2 separate regions of the Homo sapiens genome follow, and region 2 is linked to region 1. A link is an interaction called in ENCODE POLR2A ChIA-PET data of the cell type or tissue named here. Cell type or tissue: A673. All regions are shown on one strand. Links, peaks and the distances in the headings refer to the core of each region. The heading gives the core; the rest is flanking DNA.

The links. ChIA-PET counts read pairs that join two places held together with the same protein. Peaks named below come from ENCODE experiments on the same cell type or tissue, not always from the same donor. Only the 100,000 strongest peaks of a DNase experiment are listed, where the experiment ranks them.
Region 2: POLR2A ChIA-PET joins it to region 1 with 5 read pairs; 4 of 35 experiments call an interaction of 5 or more read pairs at or near these places.

What each region holds. Positions count from the first base shown.
Region 1 is chr20:5,129,805-5,132,716 of GRCh38, forward strand. All of the region lies in intron 1 of CDS2 (CDP-diacylglycerol synthase 2), which reads left to right. Among named protein-coding and RNA genes, the nearest start is that of CDS2, 4.3 kb to the left of the region's middle. RefSeq lists an enhancer at 2,765-2,912. In A673, for the core only: no CTCF peak of the experiment used is centred there; a DNase peak (open chromatin) is centred at 1,847; H3K4me3 peaks cover 1,046 bases; H3K27ac peaks cover 2,500 bases.
Region 2 is chr20:5,055,689-5,058,600 of GRCh38, forward strand. No RefSeq gene overlaps it. Among named protein-coding and RNA genes, the nearest start is that of SLC23A2, 56 kb to the left of the region's middle. RefSeq lists an enhancer at 1,238-1,287. In A673, for the core only: a CTCF peak has its summit at 1,205 (motif pointing right); no DNase peak of the experiment used is centred there.

The DNA of each region.
Region 1 (2,912 bases), core at 295-2,794:
TCCTGACTTCGTGATCTGCCCGCCTCGGTCTCCCAAAGTGCTGAGACTACAGACGTGAGCCACCACACCTGGCCATGTTTGGGATTTTTAATAAGGGAACATTTTAAAAACTGTGAAATCTATTATTTGTCTTTGAATGTATATAGTAAACTTTTGTTTGTTGGTTTGTTTTTTTGTTTTTTTTTGAGACAGAGTTTCGCTCTTGTTGCCCAGGCTGGAGTGCAATGGCACAATCTCGGCTCACTGCAACCTCCACCTCCCGTGTTCAAGCAATTCTCCTGCCTTAGCTTCCCCAGTACCTGGGATTACAGGTGCCTGCCATCACGACTGGCTAATTTTTTTGTGTTTTTAGTAGAGACGAGGTTTCACCATGTTGGCCAGGTTGGTCTCGAACTCCTGACCTCAGGTGATCTACCCACTTTGGCCTCCCAAAGTGCTGGGATTACAGGTGTGAGCCACCGTGCCCGGCCCATAGTAAACTTTTAAAAAATCCTGATTTATTCTGTTTCATAGTTTGGGAAACACCTACTTCCATGACTTTGGCTTTGCCAATATTCTTGTGTTAGAACCCAAGGAAATTAGAAATAATAAATTTTAAGGAAATGCATTATGAAACAAGAACTTTTTAATTTCATAGTAGAAGAATCCAGTGAACAATTTTCAAGTCAGTGCTTTAAAAGCTCTGGAATAGGCTGGGCGCGGTGGCTCACGCCTGTAATCCCAGCACTTTGGGAGGCTGAGGTGGGCAGATCACCTGAGGTCAGGAGTTCGAGACCAGCCTGACCAACGGGGTTTTAGTAGAAACCCCGTCTCTACTAAAAATACAAAATTAGCCGGGCGTGGTGGTGCATGCCTGTAATCCCAGCTACTCAGGAGGCTGAGGCAGGAGAATCGCTTGAACTTGGGAGGCAGAGGTTCCGGTGAGCCGAGATTGCGCCGTTGCACTCCATCCAGCCTGGGCAACAAGAGCCAAACAACGTCTTAAAAGAAAAGAAAAGCTCTGGAGGCTGGGCGTGGTAGCTCACGCCTGTAATCCCAGCACTTTGGGAGGACGAGGCGGGTGGATCACGAGGTTAGGAGATCGAGACCATCCTGGCTAACATGGTGAAACCCCATCTCTACTAAAAATACAAAAAATTAGCCGGGCGTGGTGGTGGGCGCCTGTAGTCCCAGCTACTCGGAAGGCTGAGAGGCAGGAGAATGGCGTGAACCTGGGAGGCGGAGCTTGCAGTGAGCCGAGATGGCGCCACTGCACGCCAGCCTGGGCGACAGAGCAAGACTCTGTCTTAAAAAAAAAAAAAAAAAAAGCTCTGGAGTAAACTTGAAAGATTCCTCAAAATGTTACAGTTGCTTAACTGCTGTGGCAAAACTGTCTTGTAAATAGAAAATCATTAGTATCAAAATAATCTGGAGCATGTTTATTTATAAAAGTCAGAAGGTATTTTGTTATATTTAGCATCTGAGAATGGAATTTTCAAAGCCAATTGCTAATAAAGGAAATGTTCTCCTCTGGGAACTGTGCTTATAATTTTAAAGTCCCAAAGCACAGTATAGTTGCCAAACTAAGAAACTTGGAGTTTAGGCTTTGGGAATGATCCTCTTCCTACCCAACCATATTTTTCTGATGGAGCTTAGGAAAGCAAAGGATGAGATATGGTCTGAAAGATTGGCATCTTAAAATTTATGATTGAGTTGGCATTTCAGGAGATTTTGTTTCGGAAGTTAGCGTATAGGTTCTGGGGTTTTCTGCTTTACTTAATTGCTGAAGTGCTATTTAAATTAGAGCTTTACTTATTTCAAGGCTTCCTTTCTAGATAGATGAAACCCATATGGAGAGGAAATAGTGACATCATTTAGAAAGGGGAGTTTAAATCTTAACTGAAGATAGCGTGTAAGAGCAGGGGCTTGGGTCAGTTACATCTACCTTGAGCCTGGGCTCCGCCACATAAAGGCTGTGTAACTTTGAGTAGATCATGGAAGTTGTGGCAGCCTCAGTTTGTCCATCATTAAAATGGGGGTCATAAAATTGTATGTGCTTTACAGGATATTCATGTGGATTAAACGTATGTATGGGCTGACAGCAGAGCTTGTCACATAATATGTTAGCTATGTTGCTACTGATTAAAATAGATTTTTATAGAAAAAACTTTAATATTCATCTTACACACTTGAAAGGTGATTAAATCTTCAAGTTATATATATTTGTAGAACCTATTCATATTCATTACCTTTTAAGGAAAGTTTTATAGAAAGGACTTAGCCTTCTATGACCTATCTTCGGTTTATTTTCAATTTTAATTTTTTTTTTTTTGAGATGGAGTCTCGCTGTGCCACCCAGGCTAGAGTGCATTGATGTGTTCTTGGCTCACTGCAGCCTCTGCCTCCTGGGTTCAAGTGATTCTCCCATCTCAGCCTCCCGAGTAGCTGAGATTACAGTCACATACCTCCACGCCCAACTAATATTTTTATTTTTAGTAGAGACAAAGTTTCACCATGTTGGTCAGGCTGGTCTCAAACTCCTGACCTCAGGTGATCCACCCGCCTTGGCCTCCTGAAGTGCTGGGATTACAGGCGTGAGCCACCGCGCCCGGCCTCTTTTTGGTTTATTTTCTTGTGGAATTTTTCAGTACTCCGAATCACAGGCTTTAACTGTAGAAGGACCACTGAACACTGTTGTATGCAATTACCTTCTTTTATAATTAAAAATGGTTTTCAATAGACTTTGAGATTGAACTACTCAAATAAAATATTAAAGAACTATAACTACTTCAGGTATAAGAGAAATGCTTAATTTTTTTCAAGAAAATTTTTTTATGTTGAGAAATAATTTAGGAATTAAAAAAATCAGTAAACCTTAACTATGATTCCCAGGCTTAACAGGGAGAGGAGGTGAAAGATTATTTTCTCATATA
Region 2 (2,912 bases), core at 219-2,718, 74 kb before region 1:
ACTGTAATGCCAGCACTTTGGGAGGCCAAGGCAGGCAGATCACCTGAGGTCAGGAGTTTGAGACCAGCCTGGCCAACATGGTGAAACCTCGTGTCTACTAAAAATACAAAAAAATCGGACCAGCCTGGCCAACATGGTGAAACCCTGTCTCTGCTAAAAATTAGCTGGGTATGGTGGTTCACACCTATAATTTCAGCTACTCGGGAAGCTGAGGCAGGATAATCAGTTGGATCTGGGAGGTGGAAGTTGTGGTGAGCCGAGATCACATCACTGCACTCCAGCCTGGATGATAGAGTGAGACTCCATCTCAAAAAAAAAAAAAAAAAAAAAAGATGTAGTGGATGTTGTTGGTGCCATCCAGATCCTGTTCATCTGCTGTCTCAGTCAGCTCAAGCTACCAAAAAGTACCACTAGCTTTGGCTTAAACAACAGAAATGTGTTTTCTCATAGCTCTGGTGGCTAGAAGTCCAAGATCAAGGCACGTGCAGGATGGGTTTCTTCTGAGTCTCTCTCTTTGGCTTGCAGATGGCCATAGTCTCTCTGTGTCCTCAAATGGTCTTTCTTCTGTGCATATGTATTCCTGGTGTCTCTCTGTGTGTCCTAATTCCTCTTCTTATAAGGATATCAGTCAGACTGGATTAGGGGCCAACCTAACAGCCTCATTTTAAGTTAATTACCTCTTTAAAGGCGCTGTCGGCCGGGCGCGGTGGCTCATGCCTGTAATCCCAGCACTTTGGGAGGCCGAGGTGGGTGTATCACGAGGTCAGGAGATCGAGACCATCCTGGCTAACATGATGAAACCCCGTCTCTACTAAAAATACAAAAAATTAGCTGGGCGTGATGGCGAGCATCTGTAGCCCCAGCTACTCCGGAGGCTGAGGCAGGAGAATGGCCTGAACCCGGGAAGTGGAGCTTGCGGTGAGCCGACATCGCGCCACTGCACTCCAGCCTGGGCGACAGAGAGAGACTCCGTCTCAAAAACAAAACAAAACAAACAACAACAAAAAAAAGGCTCTGTCTCCAAATAGAGTCACATTCTGAGGTACTGGAGGTTAGGGTTTCCACATATGACATTTTGGAGGACACAATTAAGCTCATACAGCTGCCTGGTGCATCTTTCCCCCAGCTGCAGGGAGTGATGGTTGATAATGACTCACAACTGCCCCATTTTCTAGAGAGTTATTTTTGGCCAACAGGGGTCGCCTTGTCTGGGAGGTTACTCACCCCCAGCAGCCTGCAAACAGTGCTGTGTGACTCTGTTGTATAAAGGCTGGTCCTCTTGCCCCAGGGTGAGACCAACACTGTGGTGCTATTCATACTTCTGAGCTCTCTGTGGGATCATGCTAAGGCTAGATTCTAGATGAAAACCACATCTTTGCTCAGCTTCTTCCTCTGTCACATGTGGCTTCCCTCACTTCCTTCTCATGGGAGCACTCCCCGAAGACATCACGTGCAGCTGAATCCCCGCCTCAGGCTCTGCTTCTAGGGAGCCTGACTTACAACATTGTTATCTTTTTTTTTGACACAGGGTCTTGCTATGTCACCCAGGCTAGACTGCAGTGGCATTATCAATGAAAAAAATGGAGGAAATGTTTATCAAATTGTAAATGACTCTAAGCTTGAAGGAACAATCAGTATGTGAGATAATAATGGCTAGGCACGGTGGCTCACACCTGTAATCCTAGCACTTTGAGAGGCCAAGGCAGGAGGATTGTTTAAGACCAGCCTGGGCAACATAGTGAGACACTGTCTCTAAAAAAAAAAAAGAGAGAGAGATGATAACACCAAGTAGGGTTTAGGGCAATCTCTGTGATCCAGAATGATGGACTGAACAAGTAAAATCAAATTTAACAGGGATATGTGAAAAAGCCTATATTCAGATTCACTTAATTATTTTATTTTATTTTATTTTTTTGAAATGGAGTCTTGCTCTTATTGCCCAGGCTGGAGTGCAATGGCGCAATCTTGGCTCACTGCAACCTCTGCCTCCCAGGTTCAAGCAGTTCTCCTGCCTCAGCCTCCCGAGTAGCTGGGATTACAGGTGTGCATCACCATGCCCAGCTAATTTTTTGTATTTTTAGTAGAGACAGGGTTTCACCAGGCTGGCCAGCCTAGTCTTGAACTCCTGAGTGATCTGCCCGCCTCAGCCTCCCAAAGTGCTGGGATTACAGGCATGAGCCACCGCACCCGGCCTTTTATTTAAATCTTTTAAGTCAACCTGCCTGACTCTTCTATTAGAAAGCATGCATGGCCCATCCCTTGAGAAATGCCCCCACTTTCCCCCTCCCCCCTCCTTTTTATTTTTTGAGACAGAGTCTCACTTTGTCACCCAGGCTGGAGCACAGTGGCCTGATCTCGGCTCACTGCAACCTCCGCCTCCTGGGTTTAAGCAATTCTCCTGCCTCAGCCTCCTGAGTAGCTGGGACTACAGGCACCTACCACCACATTCAACTAATTTTTGTATTTTTAGTAGACAGGGTTTCGCTCTGTTGGCCAGGCTGGTCTCGAACTCCTGATCTCAAGTGATCTGTCCCCCTTGGCCTCCCAAAGTGCTGGGATTATAGGTATGAGCCACTGTGCCTGGCGTCCCCTGTTATTTCTGATCCCTCCTTTGGATAGGTACACCCTCCTCCAGGTCCTACATCCTCTCTCCAGGGCTGGACTAGGAGGGTCTTCAGGAAGATGAGGAAGGAGACGCAGAGGACCTAGGAAAGAAAAATCCCTTCATGACTGAGTAGGCCCCACCAGCCTACTTTGTCCCTCTCCTATTTACTGCCCTCTTTCTCCTCACAGGGAGCCGGACCATTCCTCACCCAAGAGTCTACCTGTGGGGAGGTATGCAAGACAGTCCTCTTCTGCAGAGAACTGCCAGTTTGGGTTTTCCTTTAAACTTTAAAGGAATTTGACTTTCA